Regions from separate parts of the Homo sapiens genome. Here region 2 is linked to region 1. Evidence: chromatin contacts called from ENCODE Hi-C or POLR2A ChIA-PET data. All regions are on one chromosome and are shown on one strand. Each heading gives the region's core, a stretch centred on a gene start or an enhancer-like site at or near the end of the contact. The rest is flanking DNA. Distances are from core to core; before and after follow the strand shown. Region 1 overlaps PRKCA (protein kinase C alpha). Region 2 has its middle 27 kb from the start of PRKCA.

What was found. A loop is a pair of places that touch in the nucleus more often than their neighbours do. ChIA-PET counts read pairs that join two places held with the same protein, here RNA polymerase II (POLR2A). Pooled maps may share reads with other maps.
Region 2: a map of PC-3 shows a loop between it and region 1 (12-fold over the local background). The contact joins two enhancer-like sites. A Hi-C loop is called at or near these places in 11 of 168 maps with a recorded cell type or tissue (K562, PC-3, PC-9 and 6 more) and 3 of 50 pooled maps. POLR2A ChIA-PET finds 5 or more read pairs at or near these places in 5 of 52 experiments (AG04450, BJ, MCF 10A and 2 more).

Annotation. Positions count from the first base shown.
Region 1 is chr17:66,564,903-66,569,973 of GRCh38, forward strand. The region is part of intron 3 of PRKCA (protein kinase C alpha); the gene reads left to right. Among named protein-coding and RNA genes, the nearest start is that of PRKCA-AS1, 150 kb to the left of the region's middle. Within about 2 kb of position 2,834, at least 5 of the 41 ENCODE cell types and tissues checked have a DNase peak (open chromatin) inside an H3K27ac peak, as active enhancers do; they include PC-3, PC-9 and endothelial cell of umbilical vein, where a contact is called at or near this core.
Region 2 is chr17:66,272,404-66,278,127 of GRCh38, forward strand. No RefSeq gene overlaps it. Among named protein-coding and RNA genes, the nearest start is that of PRKCA, 27 kb to the right of the region's middle. RefSeq lists a silencer at 4,128-4,422. Within about 2 kb of position 3,353, at least 4 of the 41 ENCODE cell types and tissues checked have a DNase peak (open chromatin) inside an H3K27ac peak, as active enhancers do; they include PC-3, PC-9 and endothelial cell of umbilical vein, where a contact is called at or near this core.

The sequences.
Region 1 (5,071 bases), core at 1,584-4,083:
CCGGTTGGCAGAGGTTGCACTGAGCCAAGATCACGCCACTGCACTCCAGCCTGGGTGATAGAGTAAGACTCCGTGTCAAAACAACAATCACCACCACCACCACCACAACAAGAAACACACACCAGTGGCCCAGGAAAGACAAAGGAGGCTTTAGGATATGTCCCGGTTCTCATTCTGGTCCCAACACTTATTATGGATGTAACTTTTGGCAGTTCCTTACCCGTTAAGCCTTGGTTTCCTAACCGTAAAATGGGACTAAGTAATTCCTCTCATAGAGTGCTGCTTGTGCAACATGGGGTCAGAATGAGTACTCAGGAAGTGATTCCCACTCAGCCCGCATCCCTTCCTGGAGCACTGCAGTTTTGGGATTCTTGTCTCCAGCCCAGCTCTTACAGCCCCTGAGAGCATGCTGAGCAGGGGAAAGCTGCTCTAAAGTTCAATTTGCATTGTACCTTCTCCATTTACATTTCTTGACCTTTTGCTTTCTCATCCAGCAATCCCCAGCAGGGTGTCTGTGTTCTAAGGCACCCACCTAGCCTCTTTCTGAATTTTAATCCCAGCTCTGGCTAAAAGCCTGAAAGCAAAATATGAATCGTAGCTCCACAATTATAACGTGGGACTTTCTTTATAAAATGAAGTTGCTCTAGCAGAAAGCCAGGGCTACAAATCAGTAGCGGCTTCAGGATGCATGGCCTCTTTCTGGCATAGGAGGCCCCTTTTTCTTCTCAGTCGCGGTGTTTCTTCCAACATCTATGCATGTTGAAGTCTGGAGAAGGCTGATGCTGAGAGATATGTACTAATGAAATGCACAGGTGTTATCTTTTTCTGTTCCAAGTCCCTGTGTGCCCTCCTGTCTTGGTGGGTGGCATGGCAGGACATAGAAACACTTGGAACCTGTTTACTATTTTCCAAAAAGGCCTTGCCTGTAGCCCATTGATCTACCCACTATGTATATTCATTTTAATGCTGTTTTTGAGTCCGTTGACTACCCCGGGAAATCAAAGTTGACTACCACAGCCCTAGTCCTCAAGTGTCTTGCCTGCAATGAGGTTACCTGGCCTATTAGAATTAAGGACTAAAATGCAGGAGCTGGGGTCACACCTGCCAGCTGTTTGTGAGCCCTGAAGATGTTGGGGATTTAAATTTTAGATAGATCATTGTAGCTGCAAGGGGTAGGACGGATAGGTGGGGTATCCAGAGTCCTTGGATACCTTGTCTTCCTGGACCCTCTCTCAGCACCCTTGGGCTAAGATGCACTCTTGAACACATTTCCTCTATGGCCCCTTTCAGATCTGCTGATGATACCTGGATTCCTTCTTTCAGAGTGACCCAGCCCCATCCCAGGGAACGGGCAGATGGGCTCTGTTGCCCATCTCAAAGTTCCCTTACTTTTTTTCTTTTGAGGTTTTATCAGTCCAGAAGTGGAAAGAAGATGGATGCCATTAGCTTTAGAAATATTTTTTATGTTTTAGGGAGAAAGAAGCAGAGAATATACTTTTAGATGAGCACACTTTAAAATACCAGTAAGACAGACTTGTTGGAAGACAGGCATTGTGAAGAACTGTTGTTGTTTTTTGGTTTTTTTTTTTTTTTTTTTTTTGCAACAGCTTTCCCCACTTTGGGAAATGAGAACTTATGCCCTCCTGAATGTTGTATTTGATGGGACTTAGATCCATGGGGGAATTTTATTTTATTTTTTAGGAAAAGGTAACCTACTAAGTATAGTTATATCCTTCTAGCATGAAATATAATCATTTATTAGACCAGAACTGTTTGTTAATTCAGCAGTGTGTCTTGAAAAAGAGCCACCCTCAAATTTAAAGTAGAAATAGATTCTTCATTCTACACCTTTTTGACATCAGATTTGCTTTCCTGGTCTCAGTGCAGGTGCCCCTACTGTTTGGTGTTTGGGACACAGCCTCCGAGTAAGTCCAAGGAGAGCTTGGGGTTAGGCAGTATAGGCCATGAGCCCCTTGCCAGCCTCCCAGGGACTTTGAGAGGAGCTGTTTGGGGCAAGATGCTTAATGAAAGGATGTTTTGTAATTTAGAGAGAAAAAAGAAATTTATCCCATAGATAACTAAACCCTCAATGGGAATATTAGAAAATACAATTGTCACATTATGTAATATTTGTACATTTTCCACTGCAAGTAAGAATGCGTCCTTTCCTTAATTTTAAAATATGGAAAAGGTCGACCTTTCTGCTACCGTAAGGAAAATCAAGGGAAAGGGAGGTTTTATACATGATATGGGGAACTTGGTATAATTATTTAGCTCAGTATGAAATTCTGCCACAGGAATATAAGGTAATTAATTTCTCTAAGTATGAAATGCAATCTTGAAAAACTAGGAAACAGGTGCCGAGGTGACAAGATAGGAAGAGAAGCTGAGTGTTGTGCAGTGGCACCGAACAACTTCTGGAACATTCCAGAGCGTGGCTTTGTAGCTGGAGAGAGCCTCCTGGCTTCTGTGTGGCGACCGAGACTGACCCCTGCTGGCAGATTGTTGCTAAGCCGTGGCTGTTAATGAAGCAGGGCAATAAGGCCCTTAAGCAGGAGATCCTGCCAGGCCACAGGCAGGTCTGTCTCCGAGGCTATGCCTTGTACCAGCCCTTGATGCTGTTGCCTGAATTCCCAGTGGGAAGAAAAATGGACCCAGCAGTTTTTAGTGTTTTGGTCTCAGTTTCCACCATCTCTCCCCTTTCCCAGTCTGGGATGTCAGTGTTTGCTCTCTCCTCCCTACCCTCTGTTACCTCAAGATTTCATGGAAATAAAAAGCCCTGCTAACATCACAAAGAGGCTGAAAATTCCAGATCCACCTCGGAGCCAGACACTTGAGAAATTTGATGCCAAGGTAACCTGCGTTTGGGAAAACATCCTTATTAGGTTTATTTAAGAACGATTTGAAAAATTCCTATAAGTGAAAATCAGATGGGAAGAAGTCCAAAAATCTGATTCATGCCATGACTGTGATACAACCAAGATCTTCGTGAGCCAGTGGATGGGGAAGAGAGATAATGTACAATATTTCTATGTGTTTCCTGGAAAAATTCTTAAACGGATTATAAAAAGCACTAAGTGTAAAGGAAAATGTTAATACATTGGACTGCATTAAATAATAGACCAGCAGAGGTCTGGCGTGGTGACTCATGCCTGTAATCCCAGAACTTTGGGAGGCTGAGGCAGGCAGATCACTTGAGGTCAGTAGTTCGAGACTGGCCTGGCCAACACGATGAAACCCCATCTCTAGTAAAATTATAAAATTAGCTGGGCATGGTGGCACACACCTGTAATCCCAGCTGCTAGGGAGGCTGAAGCATGAGAATCACTTGAACCCCAAAGGCAGAGGTTGCAGTGAGCTGAGATGGCACCACTGCACTCCAGCCTAGACGACAGAATAAGACTCTGTCTCAAAAAACCCCCAAAAAATAGATGTGCAGAGTCTTTATTTGTGGTAGAGGTTAGTGTTTTCCCCACTACATTTTCCACCAGCTTGTTCTGGGAGCTGCTTTTGGGTGCTGGTGAGGAGTAATTCGTGGTTTAGGAAGCTTGAGTGCGGGTGCTGGGTCCTCTGCTTGTTGCTCAGCAGGGTACTGGAGGCCAGGAAGGCTGGCGCTGCAGAAATCTGTCTTCAGTGCACTTACTGCTGTTGCCATGGACAGCTCATTCGTATAGCTGGTGTGGAGCTAATGAAGTAGGGATGTTTTTAAAATGAAATTTTAAAAATGGGGTTTGAGAAGTACATAAACAGTTCATTGTGGCATAAAATGACATTATAATCATTTAATTTTGAGATGATTTAAAAATCATTTCCTCATGTTCCATGTTCTACAGCTTACCAGTCAGGAAAAAGGATAATTTTGTGGGACTCAATGAAGTGATGAAATTGAGAACAAAGCCTTTCATCTTTGGACTTACACTTCCATGTTCCTAAAAGAGTTAGGCAGGGATATGTAGGTAAATCAAAGACTGGAAACGTAGGGTCTTTGGAAACTTTTTTCTGGGTCATCTTTTTAGTCTTAAAGCTAAGCCTTCAGTTGCCAAGCAGTGGTTTTTTTAATGAATGAGGCTGGTCAATAGGATATCTATATTTTAAAAACCTCAACCACAAGTAACACCCTACACAAAAACCAATTACAGATAGATAGTAGACCTAATTGTAAAACAATAAATGTTCTAGAAAATGACAGAGAACATGTTTATGAAGTTGAGGTACAAAATAATTTTGTAAACAGGATCTAAATAGAACTAACCCTAAAGGAAAAGATTAATCAGGCATTTTTGTTAATTGAAACATCAAAGAATGAAAGGTAGACTGGTATTGGGGGAAGATATTTGCTACACTTATACCTGTTAAAGGGCTTGTGTCCTGAATTTAAAAAAAAGGTCAGGTGCGGTGGCTCACACCTGTAATCCCAGCACTTTGGAGGCCGAGGCAGGCGGGGATCGCCTGAGGTCAGGCGTTCAAGACAGCCTGGCCAACATGGTGAAACTCTGTCTCTACTAAAAATACAAAAATTAGCCAGGCATGGTGGCAGGCACCTGTAATCCCAGCTACCTGGGAGGCTGAGACAGGAGAATCGCTTGAACCCAGGAGGTGGAGGTTGCAGTGAGCTGAGACCATGCCACTGCACTCCAGCCTGAGCAAGAAGAGTGAAACTCCATCTCAAAAAAAAAGAAAACCTCCTCCTACAGATCAGTAAGAAAGACAATCCAGTAGAAAAATGGGGAGGAGATTTGTAAACTTCATGAAAGAGGATATAAAAATGGACAATAAACATAAAGTGTTCAACCTGGGTCATCAGGGGAATGCAAATTAAAACTGCAATGGGATGTCACCAGCAGTCGTAAGAAAGAATAAAATGAAAAAGACCACAGTACTAAGTGTTGGTGAGGACATGCTCCTGGTATGCAAATTGCTATAACCACTTTAGAAAACTGTCAGTATTGACTAAAGCTGAATACACACTCCTGTCAGACAGCAATTCTTCTCGTAGGTGGATCCCCAAAAGAAACATGCATGTGTACCCCAAAAGTCATGCCCAAAATGTTCACAGAAGTATTATTCATAA
Region 2 (5,724 bases), core at 2,103-4,602, 290 kb before region 1:
AGTGAGAACCTGCCTCAAAAAAAAAAAAAAAAAAAAAAAAAACAAAAAGATATGAAAGTGCATAAGAGTTCAGGCCTGTTCGTGTTCCTGTTCTTCACGTGTCAGAGGCAAGAAGCATGAGGCCTCTTCACCTTCCATAAAGGGAGATGGCGCCCACTGCACAAGGTGTCTGATGTAAACTAAGAAAAACCAAATAACAACAGCAACCAAAAAAAGGTGAAAGTCACAAGGTGATCCCAACGGGTGGAGGAAGAGGACTAGCATGTTAGATGCATATGATGCTAACAGGGGCCCTGTATGCATTATTCTGTTTAATTCCCACAACAGCCCGGAGAGGTTGATAATTTGCCTGGGGTTATCCCAGAAGTGAAGGAGCCCAGATCAGCAGCCAGGTTCCTCCGATTCCAGTGGCTGTCCTCTGTCACCTCTCCCCACCCTCTGGTCAGTGCTCTTCACAGCAAACTGGTAATTTCCTAACTGCCTTTAAGTGAAAGTATCTTTTTGGCTCCACATTCTACTGCAAAGGAAGCCAGATGCTATTTTTCAGTCCTGTGAACTTTCCATTTCTGGCAGGTGGCTGGCTCTCCTTTTCCCTGGATAGAATGTAATTTCCATTTGCTTTCCAGCAATCTTATTGATTGAACATGCTTCCAAATTTTTTCATCTTTGACACGTTTCTTACAATGTAATTTTACAGGGCAGGAATCATCCTTGTTGAAGAGGAGAGTCCAAGACGGGGCGGCATTCTTGTGTAATGAGTTGCTTTAGCTTTTTCTTTTTTTCTTTTTCTTTTTTTTTTTTTTTTGGCTAAAACTAAGAATGTGTCAGTGGCAAACACTAAAAATCCACCCCCATTTACTTCTTGTGGCTGTTCCTGAGGGATGTCAGTGATAAAGTCACCCAACTTACAAACTTTACAGTGAGTCACTCATCCCATTAAAGGCCCTTGAGATGTACGATAACAGCAAAAAAAAACCCCACCTTTCCAGAAGGATATCATAACAATTAGAAAATCAGTCATGATGGCAGTGAACCTCAATGTTCTGATCCACAAAATAAGGCTTTGGTGAAGAATAAATGAAATTACATTTGTGAAAATTTTGCAGTGTGAGCTTTTATTACTCGTATCTTTACAAAGAACATAATAGATACTGCTACATTTTTGCAAAGCAAGCTGACATCTGGAGTATGAAACAATCATTAATAATTATCTGTGCTGGTCAGGCATGGTGGATCAAGGTTGTAATCCCAGCACCTTGGGAGGCCAAGGCAGGGGGATTGCTTGAGGCCAGGAGTTTGAGACCAGCCTGGCCAACATAGTGAGACTCCATTTATATAAAAAAATTAAAAATCAGCCAGGTGTTGTGCCACACACCTAAATTCCTAGCTACACTGGAGGTTAAGACAGGAGGGTTGCTTGAGCCCAGTAATTCAAGGCTATAGTGAGCTATGATTATGCCACTGCACTCTAGCCTGGGAGACAGAGATAGAGCCTGTCTCTCAAAACAAAACGAAAACAAAACAACAACAACAAAAAGCTGGGCACAGTGGCTCATGCCTGCAACCCCAGCACCTTGAGAGGCCAAGGCAGAAGGACTGCTTGAGTCCAGGAGTTCTAGACCAGCTGGACAATGTACCAAGACCCCCATCTCTTTAAAAAGTGTAGCTGGGCCTGGGTGGTACATAACTGTAGTCCCAGCTACTCAAGAGGCTGAGGTGGCAGGATCCCTTGTGCCCAGAAGTTGGAGGATGCAGTGAGCTGTGATAGCTACACACTCCAGCCTAGGTGACAGTGACAGAGCAAGATCCTGTGTCTAAACAAGAAAAAGAAACGGTATCTGTGCAAAAAAAAAAAAAGTATTCAAAAGTCTAAACCTTGTGTTAGAGACAGCCATTGCACAAACAAGAAGAAAGGGAATTCATTAGACCATGCATAAGTATCAGAAAGAGCCTGAATGTTTTTTTAAATCATTATTATTTACAATTTTTTTTTTTTTTTTTGAGACGGAGTCTTGCTCTGTCACCCAGGCTGGAGTGCAGTGACGCGATCTCGGCTCATTGCAAGCTCTGCCTCCCGGGTTCACGCCATTCTCCTGCCTCAGCCTCCCAAGCAGCTGGGACTACAGGTGCCCGTCACCGCGCCTGGCTAATTTTTTGTATTTTTAGTAGAGACGGGGTTTCACTGCATTAGCCAGGATGGTCTTGATCTCCTGACCTCGTGATCTGCCCGTCTCGGCCTCCCAAAGTGCTGGGATTACAGGCGTGAGCAACTGCGCCTGGCCTATTTACAAAAATTTTTTAGAGACAGAGTCTTGCTCCATCATCCGGCTGCAGCCTGGACTTCCTGGGCTCTGACAATCCTCCTACCTCAGCCTCCTGAGTAGTTAGTATTACAGGCATAGGCAACCATGCCCAGCTAATTATTTTTAAAGTGTTTTGTAGAGGCAGGGTCTCACTATGTTGCCCAGGCTGGCCTCAAATTCTAGACCTCACCTGGCATGGTGGCTCACGCCTGTAATCCCAACACTTTGGGAGGCCAAGGCAGGATTGCTTAAGCCTAGGAGTTCTCCAACTCCAGCATAGTGAGACCCCATCTCTACCAAAAATACAAAAATTAGCCTGACATGGTGGTGCATGCCTGTAATCCCAGCTACTGGGGAGGCTGAGGTGGGAGGCTTGCTCGAGCCTGGGAGGCAGAAGTTGCAGTGAGCCAAGATCGTACCACTGCACTCCAGCCTGGGTGACAGAGTGAGACTCTGTCTCAAAAATAAAATAAATAAAAACAGGCCAGGCATGGTGGCTCACACCTGTAATCCTAGAACTTTGGGAGGCTGAGGTGGGCGGATTGCCTGAGCTCAGGAGTTCGAGACCAGCCCGGGCAACGTGGTGAAACCCTGTCTCTACTAAAATACAAAAAAAAAAAAAAAAAATTAGCCAGGCATGTTGGCATGTGCCCGTAATCCCAGCTACTTGGGAGGCTGAGGCAGGAGAATTGTGTCAACCCAGGAAGTGGAGGTTGCAGTGAGCTGAGATTGTGCCACTGCACTCCAGTCTGGGCGGCGGAGCAAGACTCCATCTCCAAAAAATAATAATAATAATAGTAAATAAAATAAAAATAATAAAAATAAGAAATAAATATATCACCTCGTTAGTCCTTACAACAAAGCCAATAGCCTTTGTTCACATAAGTGGAATCCCACTCTCATTTCATAGCTAAGAAAACTGAGGCTCAGAAGAGAATAGGATTTACCCAAAGTCTCAGGAATTCATCTGAGCCCTATGGACCACCCCACAGCAGTGCAGATTATCTTTGCAAGGTATTACGTGCCTAAGACAGTCTTTCCAGTAGATGACTCAGTGAGCTGGCACCACTTGCAGACTAGCCAGTAGAGTGACCACAGTGTATCAGGAAGATGTGTCACTGAGAAAACAAAACCAGCAAGGATTGTGTGATGCCACAGTGACTCACTGTGCCCAAGGTCCCCCACTCTAACTAGGAGTATTCCCCAGTGGCCTTTATACAACTTGCTGATCTTTTCCTACTTGGCTCGTCTACTCGCCGCACAATCATTCCCATGCAGCCCCACCCCACCCCAGTCCCACCCGTCCTCCTGATGGGGCCTGCTTCTCATCCTCCGCTGAGGTGTCAGATTGACTTCCAGAGGCTTCTGCAGAGCACTTCTCACTCCAATCTCCTCCAATTCTCTAAGCACAAGCAGGAACCTGGGCATTTCCAGCTGCTCAAGCTAAGAGGTCCCCCTTCCAGCCTGGCTCGTGCTGGTGCTTAGGTGGGGCTCCTGTCCCTATCCCCTACAGCTCTGTTGTCTCTCGATATGTCACTCTTTGCACCAGAAAGAACAACCAAGGATCATTCTCAATGCTTCACACAGAAACCCTCTTCTCCCAAATGAATTTCCCGTTCCCTTTCTCAGGGACCCCCAAAGGTATAGCTGCAGCCTCCCAGAACACTTATTCTACAGGAGGCTGCTTAGACCACAGCTGTATTCGGGAAAAGGAAATTTCATTAGGATGTAATGATCTCAGGCCTCCAAAGCCCTGGCTGGCTGGAAAAAGGAGGCTACAGTCAGGATCCTGTCCAAGCCGCCAGAAGAAGTGGCTGATGGCTTTCTAGGCTGCCTCTCTCTGTGCATAATCCTGCTCATATCTCACTGGTCACAGCTGCAAAGGAGTTTAGGAGTGTAGTATCTTAGATGGGCACATATCCCTAGAAAAGCATTGCAAAGCAGAAGGGGAAAATGGAGTTGGGTAGACAACAAGTATTCTCAGAAGATAAGGGCATAGCTGGCAATCTGAACAGTGAGTGTTAAGGTTAGCCATTCCAATATCACACAGATAAGAAAAGGCCCTATGATTTGGCAACCAAGAGATTACTCATGGCCTTGGAAAAGACAAACCTAGCAGAACACTGGATTGGGAGTGGGGTTAAGCAATGAGTGGGGGTGAGGAAGTGGAGACATGGGACCCAGACTTTTCTACAGAGATGTTTCAGTAAAGAGAAATGAGGGCTGGGCGCAGTGGCTCATGCCTGTAATCCCAGAATTTTGGGAGGCCGAGACGGGCGGATCACAAGGCCAGGAGATCGAGACCATCCTGGCTAACATGGTGAAACCCCGTCTCTACTAAAAATACAAAAAATTAGCCAGGTGTGGTGGCGGGCGCTTGTAGTCCCAGCTACTCAGGAGGTTGAGGCAGGAGAATAGTGTGAACCCGGGAGGTGGAGCTTGCAGTGAGCTGACACAGTGCCACTGCACTCCAGCCTGGGCAACAGAGAAAGACTCCATCTCAAAAAAAAAAAAGAAAAAAAAAGAGAGAAATGAGAGACAGAGAAATAGACAGCTGTATTATAAAAATATACACATAATTCCTAACCTTTATTTTGACTGCTTCTTTTCCTCTCCCCAACTCAATCTTGGCAACAGTTACTAATAGCAAAATTGACTGACCTGAGTTCCAGCTTCTCTCTGTTCTTCTTCCCAGGGAAGGTGCTAATGAGGAATGAAATGGCCAAAGGCTGAACTGCGGGAGGGAGAAGTGAAGCTCTGGAACATGCAGCAGCTGAGCGTGGAGCACTGAGGATTTTCTCCATGACAAAAAGGAGTTTTATCATGGCCAGGTGTGGTGGCTTATGCCTGTAATCCCAGCACTTTGGAAGGCTGAGGTGGTAGGATTGCTTGAGGCCAGGAGTTCAAGATCAGCCTGAGCAACATAGCAAGACCCCGTCTCTAAAAAATTAATAAATAAATAAAAAGATTAGCCGGGCATGGTGGCCTGTGCCTGTAGTCTCAGCTACTTGGGAGGCTGAGGTGAGAAGATGGCTTGAGCCCTGGAGGTTGAAATGCAGTAAGCAGTGATAGCACCACTGCGCTCCAGCCTGGGTGACAGAGTGAGACCTTTTTTTTTTTTCTTTCAGTGAAAGTACAGAGATTTATTGCAAAGGCAGAATTACACACTTAAGAAAGGGAAGTGCAAGTGCAATGGGGTTTGGAGTCCCTACATTTATGGGTTTATTGAATTAAGGGGTGGAATATTCATGAAGATTCCTGGAAAAAGATGGAAATTTATCAGAACTGCGGTGCAAACCTAATGCTAAGAAAAGTTCTAATCATAGAAGAACAAAACCCCTTGAGAATTAAAATGAATGAAAATCCATTTGCCTCTTTCATTACCCCTACAATAATAGGACTGCCCATAGTTATTTTAATT